Linked DNA regions of Homo sapiens: region 2 is linked to region 1. Evidence: chromatin loops called from intact Hi-C (ENCODE). Cell type or tissue: heart right ventricle. All regions are shown on one strand.

Region 1 (8,000 bases):
TTTACTCTACCATAAAAATTAAGTGACCTTGCCAGGCAGTGGTGCATGCCTGTAGTCCTAGCTACTCTGGAGGCTAAGGCAGGAGGATTGCTTGAGCCCAGGAGTTCAAGTCCAGCCTGGGCAACATAGACCCTTGTATGAGCAAATAAAATAATTTTTTTTAAAAAAGTGAACTCGTACAAGATTAACACAGCATGGACAGTCACTGGGGAGGTAGCTGCAGGCCTGGCACTGTGGTAAGGAGGCCTGCTGTGTGCTCACTCTCCCTCCGGACAAGGCTGTGTGGATACCACTCTTGCCTCCATTTGCTACGTGAGCAATCAAGGTTGTAAGAGGTTAAATGAATTGCCCCAGGTCACATAGTTCAGTGGACAGCCATGACTCAAACTCAAGTCTACTTATCCAATGTCAAGTCTACCCTCAGAACTCAAAAGCTGGGTGCCAAACCTGTACTCCCTAATAGAATTGATACCTCAAGCACAAGAGTGTAGGAAGAGGAGAGCCAGAGGAAATGCAGGCAATGCCCATCACAGTCTGTCTGGAGAGGGTGCCTGGCAGGCCGTCCCAGCCAGCTTGCCAAGTGGAGGTATTCTGCCTATAGAAATTACACAGCAACCCATCAGGGCCTGGTGCCGTTTTACATTCAAATCACGTACTTCACTGCCTGTTTTCCAGATCCATGCTCCTAAGCAAACAAGTAATTTGCCTTTACTGATTTAGCAACCACAGAGAGAACAGTGGGAGTCAGGGCATTATCTGAACAGTAGTCTACCACTTGGCCTGTGTAGCCGAGATGTTCCTCATTAGCCGCCAGTGAGCTGGGCCTTCAGTTGAGGCCTCAGTCCCTGTGGGTTTTGTGATGGGAGTTGGTATCCCTGCCTCTAACTGACACTGACAGGTGGTGTACCTGAACTGCGGAGGGGCGTTGAGTCTTCTTTCTCGGGAGAAAGGCTCCATGGCCAGGCCTATGCTGGGAGCTGCAGGGTGAGCCAGGAGGGTGAGCACCACTAGCTCTCAGCAAAGCTGCAAAGACAACACACAGGTGGCCATGGCACAAGACATTTGATCTTAGAGAGGCACCTAAACAACCTTGTGAGGACCCTGGAGAGAGGGAGCCACACTCCTGGAGGCCTCCCCTGGGGCCTTGCAGAGGGTGGGGCAGGACAGGGTGGGGGCTTCTCAGATGGAGGGAAGGGAGACTATTCACAGCCTTTTATCTGCATAGAGTTGTCACATATGTTATGTCACTGGATCCTTACAACAGCCCCCGAAGTGTGGTTCGTATCATCTCCATTTTACAGGTAAAGAAGCTTGATTCCAAGAAGTTCTGTTGTTAGCTCTGAATTAAATCAGAGGCAGAGCCAGGACTTCTGACTTCCAATCTCTGGCTTTTCTTGAATGTAGCAGAAATACTAAAATGATGGTTCTGACAGGGGGCTCTGCTGGTAGCACTTACCACCTAATGAGGTGGGACTGCTATCATATTGTTTCAAAGATGGGGAAACCGAGGCACCACCATCCAATGCTTGGTGTGAGGCCACATGCTAGGTCAAGCTGTGGTTCAGCCCCGTGCTCAGCCACCCCACACAGAGCAGTGGGAGAAGAGGAAAGGGCCCAGGGAGGCCTTGACGGCTGGGCAGGGTCCATGCCAGTCCCGCAGTCTTGGGGGCTGGAGGCTACAAGTGGAGACTGTCCAGGAGTGGTCGGCTCTGAGCTCTACCTAGGGGAGAATGGCCTGGGCAAAACGCTAGCAGGGAGGAGGGTCTAAATGCCTCTGCCAGTGCTGAGACCCTAAATGCCAAGACAGAGCACAGCCCCTGCCCACTGCCACGACGTCTGTGCTGCCCTGAGATGCCAGCTGAGGCTTGAGATGCACCCCCCTTCCCGAGCCGGCCCCACCCCTGGCCGGGCCTCACAGACCAGGGACCGTCTTGGAATCGGTCAGGACCTTCTAGGGCTGAGCAGTCTGTCGGAGTTCTCTTCTCCCTTCTGTTTCATGTCACCCTTCCAGGGGGTTCCCTTCACTTCTCAAAGAAGATCACATTCAGCTGACCACAAGGGAAACATCTGGGGCCTGTGAGCTGTTGGAGCCCTGCTTCTGTTCCGCCTGTGGTCCCAGCATCTGAGGCTGGCTGAGTTCTGCTGACTGTCCTCTCTGTGCTCTCCTCCAGCACCAGAAGCAGTGGTCTCCATCTTCCCACAGTGATAGGAGCCTGTGCTACCCAGCCTGTGGCTCCAGAACTTGACCCCTCCCTCAGTGAAAATCCTGGGCTCGGCCCTAAAGCCACACCAGGGTCAGCTGGTGTTTAACATGGTAAGGGTTAAATCCCAGACACCCAAGAAAATGGCAGCAGCTGTTTGTCCAGGGCCCATCATTTGAACCTGCCCCAAAAACCAACTGGAATAAGTCAAAAGAGGACTTCTTGACTCAACTGAAAAGCTGAGGGCAGACAATCAGACGTGTGCAAATGATGGGGCTGGTGTTCCATGAGGACACTTGGCATTCTGCTGGACCTAGGGATGTGGGATATCTTGCAATGTGTACAATCGTCCCACGTGGGCAAAGCCTGTCCTGTCCCAAATGCCAAGAGTGGTGGGTTCACTAAGAAACGCTGGTGTAGATGAGTTTGCTTCAGGCATAGCTGGGTCCAGGTGCTCACATGACGTTTGTGGGTATTGCTGGGCTCTGCTGCCCTCCACGTGGCTCCTTCCTCAGCAGATTTCCCCATCTTACAGCACAATGAGGACCAGCAGGTTCAGGGTGCCATCTGACACCTTCCCCATCCCTGCAAAAATAGGCCTGCTCCTTCTCCATGGGCCCAGCCAAAACCCTGGCATTGACTCTCACTGGCTCCGTTTGGGCCCGTGCTGCCCTCCCTGACTCAGCCATTTTGGACAGGGGACATGTATATACTGATTGATAGCGCCTGAGGTGTCAGCCCTGCCCAGACTTCATGGATTGAGAGTGGGGGTGAGAAGATACACGTAGAGCTATTGGCAAAAACAAAAGGAGCTCATGACCGGGCAGACAAAAACTGCAGACGCACACTCCCCAGGGCCGCTCCTCCAGGACATTGCCCTGGAACCCCATGGCACTGTGCAAAAGCACGCGTCTTCCGAGGGCCACCATACCATATTTAGGAAAATGAGATATAAAAACTGGATCTAAAAGAAGTCCCAGAGGAAACGTCAACAGACGTGGACATCATTACAAATGTGAAGAAAGAACTCTTTATTTGGAAAAAGTAACGTTCTGTAATGTTCCAAAAAAAAAAAATGGAAGCAGATGAAAGCCTGGAGACAGCCAGGAAGTGTCACATGGGACACCCACTCACCACACCCCTCGATGGCCTGGCTTCACCCACTCACTTATCAGATCAGTGAGCAGTCACAGATGAATGTAAGTGCTCAGACAGGGCACCCCAGATAAGGCATGAAAGGAGAGACACAGCTGCCCACCCCAGCCAGAGTTCACATCTGGAGAGGAAGGCAAGCCGTGTGGGTAGTCATGGACTCGGCAGTCTGTGCCTGAGGAGCAAAGGCGCTACAAGCCCGGGACGGGGGGATGCAGTCCACTCCATGATGGGTCCCAGAGCGCTTCCTCTGGACGTTCTTGGCAAGAATACACAACACCAGCACATGAGTCAAGGAGCTCACAACCAGCTTACCCATTCCTGCCGGGAGAAATGGAAGGAAGTGCCCATCCGTCAGGGTCACACAGGACTTGCCTGGGTCTGGGCATCTTCTCTCCACCCCTTCCCACTCTACTCATTCATTCAACAGCTACTTCTGCTCTGGGCCCAGCACCAGGGTCACGGAGATGAATCCAGGCAAGAGGACCCACCTCATGTATTCAGGCCTTCCTGGAGGTCTGCCTGGTGGGGCCCAGCCGCCTGTCAGATTATGCGGTGTTTGGTGCTATGGAAAGAAGTGTGCAAACCCACGTGCCTGTATCAGTCACTTAGGCTGCCATATCAAAATACCATGCACTGCGTGGCTGAAACAACAGAAATATATTCTCTCAAAGTGCTGGAGGCTGGAAGTCCAAGGTTGAAGTTGCAGCAGGGTTGGTTTCCTCTGAGACCTCTCTCCTCGGCTTGCACACCGCCGTCTCCTCACTCTGTCAAGCAGCTGTGGCGGGTCGTCTTGCCCGGATTCATCTCTGTGCGTCTGTATCCAGTGTTCCTCTTCTTTTTAAAATGAATTTGTGTAAATTTATGGGGTGCAATTTTGTTACATGCCATAGTGGTCAAGTCAGGAGTTTTAGTGTATCCATCACCCGAATAACATACATGACATGTCCCCTTTAAGCAATTTCTCATCCTCCACCCCCTGCACCCTCACCCTTCTCACAAGGACACCAGTCAGGCCAGATTAGGCCCACCAATGGACTCATTTTAATTTAATCTCCAAGCAGAGACACACGCTGAGGCACTGGGGGCTAGGACTTCAACATATGAATTTTCGGGGAACATAATTCAGCCCATGTGCCTGTGCTCATGGAGACCAGGTCATAATGAAGTCAAAAGTTAAATTAATCAAAATAACTAGGCGATAGCTACCGGGCAAATACTATAGGGCAAAGTACTAAGGGATCGCAGGAAACTCTTATCTAGTTGGAGAGGTGAGGGGCATGGAGGGCCACTTAGAGGGTGTCCGGGTCTTATCTGGACCTCCACACTGTAGTCTTGTTTAGAAATTCACAAGGCAGGAAGAGGGGAAAGAATGTTCGGTTGGCGGGAACGGTGTGTGTGCACACCCCAACCCGAGGCTGGGGAGAGCTTGGCAGGATCAAGAAACTGAGGGAGCCCAGAGCAGGTGTGGAGGAGAGGGCTGAGGTGAGAATGGCCAGGGGTAGGTCTCTGAGCCTTCCAGGCCAGAAGCAGGAGGCAGTGTTTCCTGGGCTCTCAAGGGGTGTTTAGATGCAAACTGTGTCGGGAGCTCCCTCTGTTGGTGGCACAGGGAATGGCTCGTATGAATGTGGGAAGCTGGCACAGCAGATGCTGGGCAAAGGGCAAGGCGTCTCTGCCAAGGGGGCGGTGAGGGCATGTGGGGGAGCAGACAGCCCCGAGGGTCCTTTGACAAGTCAGTCCGATGTGGAGGCCGAGGGGAAGCCTTCCACATGTCCTAGAGGGAAACCCCGAGGTAGCTCTTCTCACATTTGTGCAGTGACTACCAGACTGAAGGAACCCCGGTTCCATCCTCACCCTCTGCAGCCCAGAGGGCTGATGGGGTCCAGGGCTTCATTTCTGTTCCTAGCCGGGACCAGGGGCTCTGAGCACCCACAGCCCCTTCCCAACAAAACAGCCACTTGTGTGTGCCATGGGGTGACCCCTCCTCCCTGCCCAGCCTGGGCTGGGGAAGGGCCCCGTCTGACCAGGAGCTGGCCTCCTCCAGCTAAAGCCAGGGTGAGCAGAGTGGGGCCCATGCTGGGTGACTGCAACAAAAGCAAGAGAGGCTTTCCTGCAGGGGAAGCGGCAGAGAGCAAAGGTGGGACGGGTGGCCGGAGCTATGGGGAGTGGGCCCTTCCAGGAGCCCCTGGCCTCCTCGTGGGTGCTGAAGATGGCAAGTGCGTGTTAAGCATGTACTAAGCCCACCCTCTGCGCCCGCCCCATGCTTAGCACTCTACATCCATTGCCTCGTTTTTGTCCTCACATCAGGCTTATGAAGTAGGAATTATGACCATGCAATTTCACAGATGGGGAAACTGAGGCAGAGAGCAGTTAACCAACTCGCCTCAGGAAGGGGCAAAGAGGTGCGGCACCTAGGATTCAAGCACTGGCAGTCTGGCTCCAAAGGCCGCACTCCTAACTCCTCAGCCTGTTCTTGGCCTCGGGAGGCCTGGCTGATGTCAGGGCCATTGACACTTGTCCCTGTCTGACTTGCTGTGACAGTGCTCCCTGAAGCCTGACTCGGGACTGGAGAATGAGGTCCCACAGCCACAACAAGTTCTCAGCTGTCCTCTGTGGCCTCTGATGACAGCACCAGGTGGCCCAGTATACCACATGCCCCCATCTGGTGACAACATACTCTTTGATCAAAAAGAACAAAAAGTTCTCCCGCAATCCAGTGTGCCTCTGGTCAGGCCTACAGGCTGGCAATTGGTGGCCTTAGGGGTGGTGTCCTTGCAGTCAGGCTGGGAGAACCTGCCCACCTGAAGGTGCCTGGACCACATGGCAATCAGCTAAGGCCAACCACTGTTGTGGCAAGGCTCAGATCACCTGCAGAAGGTGGGAGCCTGCAGGGAGGAATAGGGAGGGGCACAAGCCCTGGGGTCAGGGGCAGGTTCTAGCCCTGCTTCTGCCTCCAGCTGGCTTTGTGACCCAACGTGAGACCAGGGCCAGGGCTGGCCATCTACTGTAAGTCTTTTCTATGGAATTGCTCCACAAGTCCTTGTCCACACCCTCCCTGCATTTTCATGGCTGCTGCCCCATGCCCCCAAATAAGGAATGGGGGGTGGACAGAGAGAGAGGTGAGGTCCTGCATCCTGGGAGAGCACACCCAGGAGGCCGAGGTGGGGGTGGCCCATGTGTGCCTCCTGGCACCCAGTGTGGTGCTGCCCACAGCAGGTGCCGATGCACACGTACTGCAGAATTGCCCTAGATGGTGTTGCTGCCCAGAGGACTCTGGGACTCCCAAGTGGGAGTTGAGCTGAGTGCCAGACCCATCTCCAGGGCACACAGGAGTCCCATCATGTGTGATAATAAGCTTTCTCTACAACTCTAGTGGGGGCTGTGATATCTGTCTCAACATCCAAACACTTTTAGGGGGCTTGTCCGCCCTCCTCGGCCTGCTGGAAACTCTCTTCCTGGCTCTGGCCTGGGACCCTGGCCCTCCTCCTGCTGGGCCCTGGCCCCACTGTCCTTTGCTGCATGCATGCCTTGGTGACTGACGTGTGGGCCCCATGTGTCCCGGCCCTCCCTGCCCTGCATCCCTGCTGCTCCCAGGGTGCCCTCAGTGTGTCCTTCCTCCTTCTTCTGATGCCCAGCAAACCACCTGATGTGCTGCAGCTGATTTCACCTCTCACTGTGGCCTCCGCCACCCTCCTGCCCCCTCCTGAGTCAAGCTCCAGGTATGCCCAGGGATGGTCCCAGGCTGCCTGGGGGTCCACTCTGTACCGCGCTGGGCACCCAGGGATTTTAACATCACAAGTCCCCTCGCTACCCTCCCTGGTCTACTGCATCTGCCTCCTGGTCTCCTGGTCTTCACTGTGTGTCTCTCTATCTACACTCCAGGTTTTTCTGGGACATTCTTGACTAGACCCGGCTTGCTGGGCCTCGTGGGAGGCAAGTCAGCCACAGAGGCTGAGCAAGAAAGAGAAGCCGGGCAGGCTGGGCACCCTGGAGAGCCCTCAGGTAGCATCTTTGACTTTCCCCCTCCCAGGTGCTCCTGTCTCTCCCAGAGCCTCCACCCTGGGTGCCCCAAGACCTAAGACCCCTCACATGACTCTGACCCTGACCCCTCCTCACCCCCTCCTGGGCCAGCAAGGGAGCAGCCGCCTGCTATTCACCTCCAGTTCTTCAGGTCCACCATGACTTTGGCCATTGCCATGGCAACCATCTTGCACGTGGGTGGCCTGGCAGCCTCTTTCTGTCCTGGGTGGCTTCTCAGTCACCTAAGGGAGGGAAACCTGCAAGAGCCCACACAATACTTTCCCCTGCACAGAGCTGAAGGTGCAAGGCCCGAAGGAGCCAGCGGACGGATGTGCTGCCCTTCCTGGGGCAGTTCTGAGGCACCCCATGCCATGCCACCCCAGCTCCTTCCCTGGCACAATGCCCCGACCTTCCACTCCCGTGCCCTGGAATTTCTTCCCAAAAGAAAGCACCTGCACAGTAGACCTGTCTCAGCACCCAGGCCCCATGGATTCACACCTGACACACCACACACACCTCATGTGCATGCACACACATCCCACATGCACACACCCCACACATGTACACATGCATGCATATACTCCACATGCACACACCTCACACATGTACACATGCATGCACACACCT
Region 2 (8,000 bases), 160 kb before region 1:
CAACATGCTATTAAGTCCTCTACAAAGAGTTTTTCGATGTACTACTGCTTCAGGCTTTTGTGCTTCTATTGATTGATTCGAATACTGAAGAACTCCTTGGCATAGGCAGCCCTGGTGAGAAAATGCGGCTTCTGGTAGGAAAATCGTTGGGTATTGACACCCGAACAATGCAAAGCTTTCCTTTGGTTTTCCTCTAGCACAGGATTGACCTCTGGCAAAGCTCCCACAGTTGAGCAGGTATTGGCCACCCATAAAGGAAAAGGAGAGAGGCCCATGAGGCCAGATGGACTTGATGAGACAGGGCCAGTTAGAGAAGCCCAGGAAGTGGAAGAAGACATCACATCAGTTTCCGGATTCTTTGACAGGCTCCTTATTGCTGACAAGCAGAAGCAGCTTAGAATCTTGTTTGGATTTCAGAGCTAGTCACGGTTTGAGACCGAGGATGGCAGAACAGGTGCAGATGGGTTGGTTAACCTCTGACGGATACAAGAACATCACTGTTAGGAGGATACAGTCTTATGCCCTTGAACAATTGTACTTCTGGAACAGACTGCTACAAGTACATGCAGCAGAAAGCTGTGTGTCATGGTGGGGGGGTCTGTGATGGCCGGGGACTGCTTGTTAGAACCCCTGCTCCTGGGCATGGCCCCTGTGCTCCACACAGGCTGTTTGTCATCATCCTCGTGTGTGTACCGCTGGCCATGAGTCCTCTGAGTGGAACGCTCAGCACGACGGATGCCATGCACGCCTGCTGCTCAGCTTCAACCCCTGGAGCATGCTCGAGTTGCTGTGACTATTCAGTAGATGAAGTAAAGAAAAAATGGTTGGATACTTGCTAGAAGTCTGGCAGCTTCTTAGACTAAAATCCCTGAGAAATAGGAGCCAGTGGAAAATGATTCAGCATAGAGTATTGAGTAAGAAATTCCGAGCCCAGACCTCCTGGGTTCAGATTCTACCTACTGCTCCTAGGTGTGGGCCTTAGGAAAGTCACCTTCCCTCTCTGTGCCTCAGTGTCCCCATCTGTAAATGAAGACAAGCCAGCACCTACTTCAGAGTCCTTTTTGCACAGAATGAGGTTGTCTGTGTGGAAGGCCTCAGACAGTGTCCTTTTTAGGAGGAATGGCTAGGATGGGGACCCTCTTATCTCAGTGGCGCCTCAGAATGTGCATGTTCCTGTGACAGGCTGTTTCTTTAAAATATTTTCCACTTGCGGGGCACTCTGTATGCACCCCCAGGACACAGAAAGCCCCTGAGAAGCCCCGGCCTGCCCCGGCAGATCCACTGTGGGGCATTGGGAAGGGGCATGCCCGGTGACCACATGCTGTCTGTTGCTTGCAGAATCCCTGCCTGCTTCCCTATGGCAAGGCCCTCTACAGCTACGAGGGGAAGGAACCTGGTGACCTCAAGTTCAACAAGGGGGACATCATCGTCCTGCGGCGCAAGGTGGATGAACAGTGGTACCACGGCGAGCTGCACGGCACACAGGGCTTCCTCCCAGCCAGCTATATCCAGTGCATCCAGCCCTTGCCACACGCCCCGCCCCAGGGAAAAGCACTTTATGATTTCGAGATGAAGGACAAAGACCAAGACAAGGACTGTCTGACCTTCACCAAGGTAAGGTGAGCCCCGGGGTGGGCCCCGCCAGCCCATGCAGCCTCTGTGCCACCCAGGGCTCTTCCCAGCCACAGACCTATAGCCAGACAGTCTTTCTTCAGAGTCTGAATCCTGGCTCCTCCCGGAACCCTGGGCAAATGACCCAGCCTCCCTCCCTGTGCTTCCATGAATGGGGTGATGGTTTTTTTTGGTTGAATGCTATGGAGGGCACCAGCTTGACACACAGCTCCAGCCCAGAGCTACATAGGAGCTTGAGATAATATAAGCCTCCATCAGCACCAGGAGCAGAACCCTCAGTTAACCTGAGTCATGGCTCTAAGCGCTGACCCAGGTGCAGCAGAATGACGCCTTTCCAGGACTCTTGGGGTCCTGTGAGAGGGGCTCATCAGGGGAAACTGCTACAGAGACCCTGGTCAGCTCACAGGGAGATGATAGCTGGGGTCTCACATCTGTGCATCACAGCCCTGTCCTCTAGGGCACCTGAGGCAGGGCCACCCTGGTGCGTAGGGATCCCTGTGAAGCAAACATTTGGGAGCAAACAAAATAGCACTGACAGGTGAAATTGAGTAGGAGGGTTGGGTGAGGTGCAGAAGAGACTGGTTCTGGCTGTCCTGGCAGTTGCTGTTGAATAATCATCTGCACCAAGTGCTCGGCCAATAAGCTCACACTTGGTCTTTACAGCTGTCCCAGGTTCCAGGGGAAGTAGTTGGAACCTCGTTTTCTCCATGTGTAAACCAAAGCTCTGAGAGGCTTTGTAACTTATCCAGGCTGCTTGCTGGGTCCTCTCTCCCTCCTGCTTCCCCTTCCTCCTTTCCATCTTCATCTCCTGTCTCTTGTGTCTCCTCCATCCCCTGCCACTGCTGCACCTGCTCCCCGCCGCCCCCAGATGTAAATGACAGAGCCAGAATCCTAATGCAGATCTCTGATGTTAACACTCAGCATTCTTCCCACCTCCCTACACAGGGAATTCTTCCCTTATGTCGGCCTCACTGTATTTTAGATGCCCAGAAGTTGTTGTTTTCTCTCTCCTCACTCGTTCTGTCTTGCCTGTGTCTCTCTGTGTCAGTATTTCTCTCTCTCTCTCTCTCACACACACACGCACAGAGTTGTAAATAACAGAACTAGAATTCTAACTCGAATCTCTGCTTCTAAAGCCCACATCCTTCCTGCCTCTGAGAGGCCATTGCTCTCTCCCCCATCTGCTGAGTGCAGAGCTCGAGGTGGCACTCTCTGGAGGGCGGTAGGAGAACCATGCACAGTGTTTTTGAGCAAAATTGGCATGTCCTGCGTACAGCTGCTATTTATGTCTTGTTCTATTGTTCAGCCTGACAATGAATAATCTATTTTTCATTCAGGGATTCAACTCCTTCTCCCTTCCTTTTATCAAGGTGTTCTGATGCTAATTCCGATTGTCATCTGGCTGCACAGCTTCCCGGGAAACTGCACTGGTGCCTCCCTCCCTCCCCACTCAGTCGGAGGGCGAGAGCAACAGCTTCCTGGGGCTATTTTTAGGCACACAGAAACCCAACTTGCTTCTCTGCCCAGTGGACTCTTCCCCCTAAGAGAAGACCTGGGACCACTGGTGCCCCAGGTGGTCACTCATGACCAAGAGCAGGGACCTCTGAACTCTCAGGGTCCGGTCAGGGCCTTGCTAAGGAGACAGACCCCATAATGGCTCTAGGCTTCTCCAGGCTTGGCGGGCTCCAGGCTGCAGAGCCGAGGCCCTCCTCCAGGGGCCTCACAGGAGGAGGCTCTCCACTCGGGAGAACCCACTGTGAACGGGCTGTCGCAGGGCCCTGGAGCCTCTGGGTAGGCCTGCTTCTCTGGGCAGAAGTGACTGCCTGCCTTTCCTGTCATCACCATATAACCTGCTGCATTCCACGGGCCTCTGCCCAGGATGTGCAACCCCAGGCTGAAGGCTAGAGCCCACTGGACAAGAGGACAAAGGGCACCTGCCCATTTATTCCACAGAAACATACCGGGCCCTGACTCTGTGTCGGGTACTAGACCTGCTGCTCTTCTGGAGCCCAGAGTCAGGTGCGGGAGACAGGCCAGTGGAGAATGTGCAGAAGACAGGCCAGAGGCTCACGAGCTGCATCGGATCACCAGGGGCAGGCCGGGCATTTAGTGTGGGCTCCTGAGTAGTCAGTGATGGAATTCCATGTTCCATATTTCACAAGAAACAGTGAAATTAGAGCCATCAGGCTTAGACTCATTCTGCGGTTGGCATGTGGGGTGGGGGTAGCCGAGCAGGGGTCCATCTGTTCCCAAGTGGGCAATGTCACCATGGCTGCCCAGGCTCTCTGGAAGGTGACCTCTTGGTTGAATTGAGGTCAGAGGCGCCAGCCACGGGAGGCCCAGCATCTCCTGTTACAGGATCTGTGACGGCTCCCACAGCAGACAAGGGGGAAGTGTCATATCACAGATTCTTTGTTCAAGGACTTTCTTTACTTGAATCCTGTGAGTTAATGTGGAGAATTAGAGGCCTCTGGGTGTGATCCCCAGAGGGACTTGTGCTGTGACACGACCTTCCTGCCATGCTCCTATGCCCACTTTGACCCTCTGACCCCCAAAGGGCGAGGTCGGGCAGAGATTGGCCACCCCTGCTACCTGTTCTGTCCTGTTGCATCTCTCACTCCTCAGTGTCCGCAAATAAAGGCTCCAAGAGACATGGGCAACTCCATGTGACTCTCCGCTCAGTTCCTGTTTTCCCCCACGGTGGGTCCGACCCACCTTACTTCCCCCATGCCTGGCATGCAGCTGAGACGCACACACTGGCTCTGACAACCTCCATGTGAATCAGACCTCCAGGAACCAAATGATTCCAGTGCTGCAGCGTAGGTGCTGGTTCATGCCAGCTTGGTCTCCCCTCTGGGGAATGTTTTTATTCTTTGGATATGTTCCATTCCTGAGTCAGAGAGGAAAGAAGGGTCTCTGAAAGCTACAATGGTATAACCTGCCTTTATACAGCATCACTGTGGCAGACTGATGGAGTTTAAATTAGGTGGATCAAAGCAAGATTTTTACCTTTGGTGTTTGCTTTTGAATAGTCCTGTTAAAGTGGCATTAATTAAAGTCCTTCTAAAATCTAGTTTCTGCTTTATTTCAGAAGAGAATGAATAATCAGTTTTTGTAAAGCAGCTTTAAAAAGTGATATTTTATTACTTCTTAGTAGCCCGACTCCAGAAAGCTGGGCATGTGCAAATAAAAAGACGACAGGCAGGAAGAGCTGTGGGCCCAGCTCTGCCAGCTGGTTTCTGAGGAGCCTCCACACGTGCTGGGCCAGTCACCCGGGAGGGGCTGGCCTTGGCAGGGCCTTGCAGTGAGGGCCCCATGCCAGCTGTGTGACTTAGGGTGACACATAACCTTTCTGGGCCAGGAGCACCTCGCCTTCCCAGTCTCAGGATGCCAGTGTGCACTCTGTGGTGTGCTGAGAACCACATGATATAAATAAATTGTGGAGCCTAGGGCTGGGAGTGCAGGAGAAGAATGTGAACTACTCCATTGTTTGAGCAGCTAACTCTATATTGTCTTACTCAGCTCACCTGCAAGATTCGGCAAGGGTTTATTGAACCTCTTCTCTGTAACTTTCAGTTAATGAAAACATTGTGGTCGCCTTGCCAGGCAGCTGCATTTGCTATGCAGGGCCCACGCTGCTTTTCATGAGTTCCAGCTGGGATGCTCAGGAATCCTCAGAGGCCACGGGGTTTTCTCAGAGAGTGCCCGCTGATCATGGAATCACTTTTGCACATGACTGCAGCGGGGCCCCCAGGCTTGCCATATCAGCCCTAATCCCTACCAGGTGTGCCATGTGAAGGAGCCACAGGGCTTGGTGGCTGCAGCCACTGTGCTGTCCTAACCCTCATCTCACCCTCGATTTGTCCTGATCTGGTCAGACCTTAAGACTCTTCCATGTGACCTTCTTATGCTGCTGAATGTTTAATCATTTCTCAAAAGTATGGGAAGTCTTACCTTTGTGAATTAACCTAGCATTAATTCCAAACTCTGCTCCTCTGATCCTAGGGACAGACATAGATGGATAAAAATCAAATATAGAGTTCAGGCTCTAGCATGAGGTAGACACAGATTCAAATCATGGCACGTTTCTTTAATAATGCATGGTGACTCGAACATTTACTTAGTGTTTGAGTTGCTTTTTTTAACTTTAAATGGAGTTGATATTAGGATTACATGAGCAAAGGCATTTTAAAACCCAAGCTCAAAATAGGCATTCCAATAAATATTTGCTGTCTGCCCTCTCCTTTCTTCCTGTCTCAGGAAAAGTTGCACTTCCGTCAGATGGTACATATCACTTTTTATGTTAGCCCAGAATACTCGCAGGAAAGTAAGCCTCCCTCCTAAAGACAGACTGCATGGAGAATGAGAACTTGCAGGACTGGTCTGCTATGCTTTTACTTTCCTGGTGGCTAAATCTCAGAGAGGATTGCCTGGGGGTAGCGGAGCTGAGCCCCTTGTGTGGAGGCCACGGTCCCCTCACCAGCAGAGCCAGGCGATGGGCAAGCTTCCAAATTTGCAGTGTCGTCTCTGCTTCTTCCTGACTGAGAATTGGGATGACTTTGGGGGCCGAGACGATGAGGAAACTTTAGCTTTACCTCTTTTTGTATCATGAGATAAGCTTGTGCGGAGCTCCACGTCGTTCTCTCCCTTCCTGGGCACCCCGCTTGGGCTACTTTACCCTGAAGTTACCCGAGAAACTCAGGGAACCAGTTCTCCTTTTTGGCTCCTTGCTTCGTGGATTTCTCCTCCTAGGCTCAGTGCACCTGCAGCCACCTCTGTGCACAATGATGCCTCCCACGAAGGAGGCTCAACTCGCAGGGCACGGGGCAGAGGGGAGCAGAGCACCCTCTTAGCCACTACAGACCACCCTCGCCCAGCCCCTTCTGACAGCAAAGGGAGTTTGGATAAACTGCACAGATAACCGTTTTGATTTGCAGGCAAAGCTTGGGCTGTATCTGAAGCTTTGCCAGAAATTTTCAGAACCTACACAGAATGTGAGCTCCTCTCCATGGGCACGCCTGGCTCCTGGGAGCAGTCCTGGCCCTGGCCGCTGCAGCTGCCCCACCTGCTCTCCACTGGGTGCCAGATCCACCTCTCAAATCTGTGCCACATGGAGCCTCTGCTCAGAGTCCTCAGTGGCTCTCCACCTGTCCCGGAGTCATGGCAAAGTTGGTGCTGCCCACAAGGCCCCACCTCACCCAGTCCTTGCTCCCTCAAGGGCCTGATCCACTTCTGGCCCCCGGCTCATTGCCTGCCCAGCTGCACTGGCCTCCTGGTGGGTTCTCCCTGCAGCCGAGCCCACTGCCTCCCTGGGCCTGCATGGCTGCCTTCCTTAGCCTGGGTGCCCCCACACATTTATAGCTCGACCCTCGTCCTCAGCAAATCTCTGCTGGAGGTGGGGGCTACCCTCTCCCGCTGTGGGAGGGAGCACCCCACACTGAGACTCCCTGTCCACACCCTTTCTCCTGAGAGGTAGGTGTTCATAGTCACGTGACACCGCCTGCCTGAGGGTGGGTTGAGACCCCACCACCGCCTGGCCCCAACATAGGGCAGCAAGGGGCGCCTGGAGGGACGTGGAGGGAAGCCCTAACAGTGGAGTGGGGTGCCCTGTGTCACCTGGCCAGGGCTGGCAGGCCTGCTGGGTGAGAGTGCCTCTGTCTCCTCACCCAGGCTTCTTGGTCCATTCCTTCACTCTTCAGATGTTTATCAACCCTAGACTGCGTGCCCAATGCCAGGGATGCTGTGGAGTGCACTGCCCTTAGGCACTCAGAACCCAAAGACGTGGAGACAAGACGAGAGAGTCTCCCCTGCCCGTGTGTGCATGCGTGTGTCCGTGTGCAGTGGGAGCTGCCGGCAGTGAGAGGGTGTGATCTCTGACATCTCTTCCACCTGTGGCCGCAGGTTCCCCTCAGCCCTCAGACCCCCTGAGGGGCCCCTGCCTCCCTCTGGAGTTCAGATACGTGAACACGATGGGAACACCAGAGGAAGCCCCTAGATGCTCTGGAAAGTCAGAGCCCCCCGAAGTCTCAGTGACAGCAGGACAAAGATGCAGGGCCAGCCCGCTAGGTGGGGGAGCTGATGGTGGCTAACAGTTCCATAAGTGCCCCACCATAGATGGCAGTCGGCTGTCAGAGGCACAGTTTTGGGTTATTTCTGCACCAAAAGGCTGAGGGAGTTTCTGAACTATTCCCTTTTTAATTTTCCCTTCTCCCTGCGACACAGAGTGGGTTGGGCCCTGTGTGTGTGGCTGACCTGTGTGCCGCCAACGGATACTGCCTGTGTCAGGCTGGGTCACTGCGGTGGAGCAGGCAGCCCATCACCCTGCAGGCCCAGAGGCTGAAGGGGGCCCGGCAGGGTCAGGGGCCTTC

The links. Hi-C counts contacts between places; a loop is a spot of excess contacts. Peaks named below come from ENCODE experiments on the same cell type or tissue, not always from the same donor. Only the 100,000 strongest peaks of a DNase experiment are listed, where the experiment ranks them.
Region 2: it touches region 1 in a loop (4-fold over the local background); 10 of 110 quality-filtered maps call a loop at or near these places.

What each region holds. Positions count from the first base shown.
Region 1 is chr2:109,505,364-109,513,363 of GRCh38, forward strand. It overlaps a transcript of RANBP2 not described here. Among named protein-coding and RNA genes, the nearest start is that of SEPTIN10, 100 kb to the right of the region's middle. RefSeq lists an enhancer at 2,130-2,239. In heart right ventricle, CTCF peaks have their summits at 4,943 (motif pointing left) and 5,142; a DNase peak (open chromatin) is centred at 4,958.
Region 2 is chr2:109,346,336-109,354,335 of GRCh38, forward strand. SH3RF3 (SH3 domain containing ring finger 3) reads left to right here. Exons shown (of 10, transcript NM_001099289.3): 2 at 1,339-1,614. It also overlaps a transcript of RANBP2 not described here. Among named protein-coding and RNA genes, the nearest start is that of MIR4266, 37 kb to the left of the region's middle. RefSeq lists a silencer at 1,224-1,469 and an enhancer at 2,707-2,776. In heart right ventricle, CTCF peaks have their summits at 3,194 and 3,395; DNase peaks (open chromatin) are centred at 3,426, 4,316, 4,936 and 6,086; H3K27ac peaks cover 2,203 bases.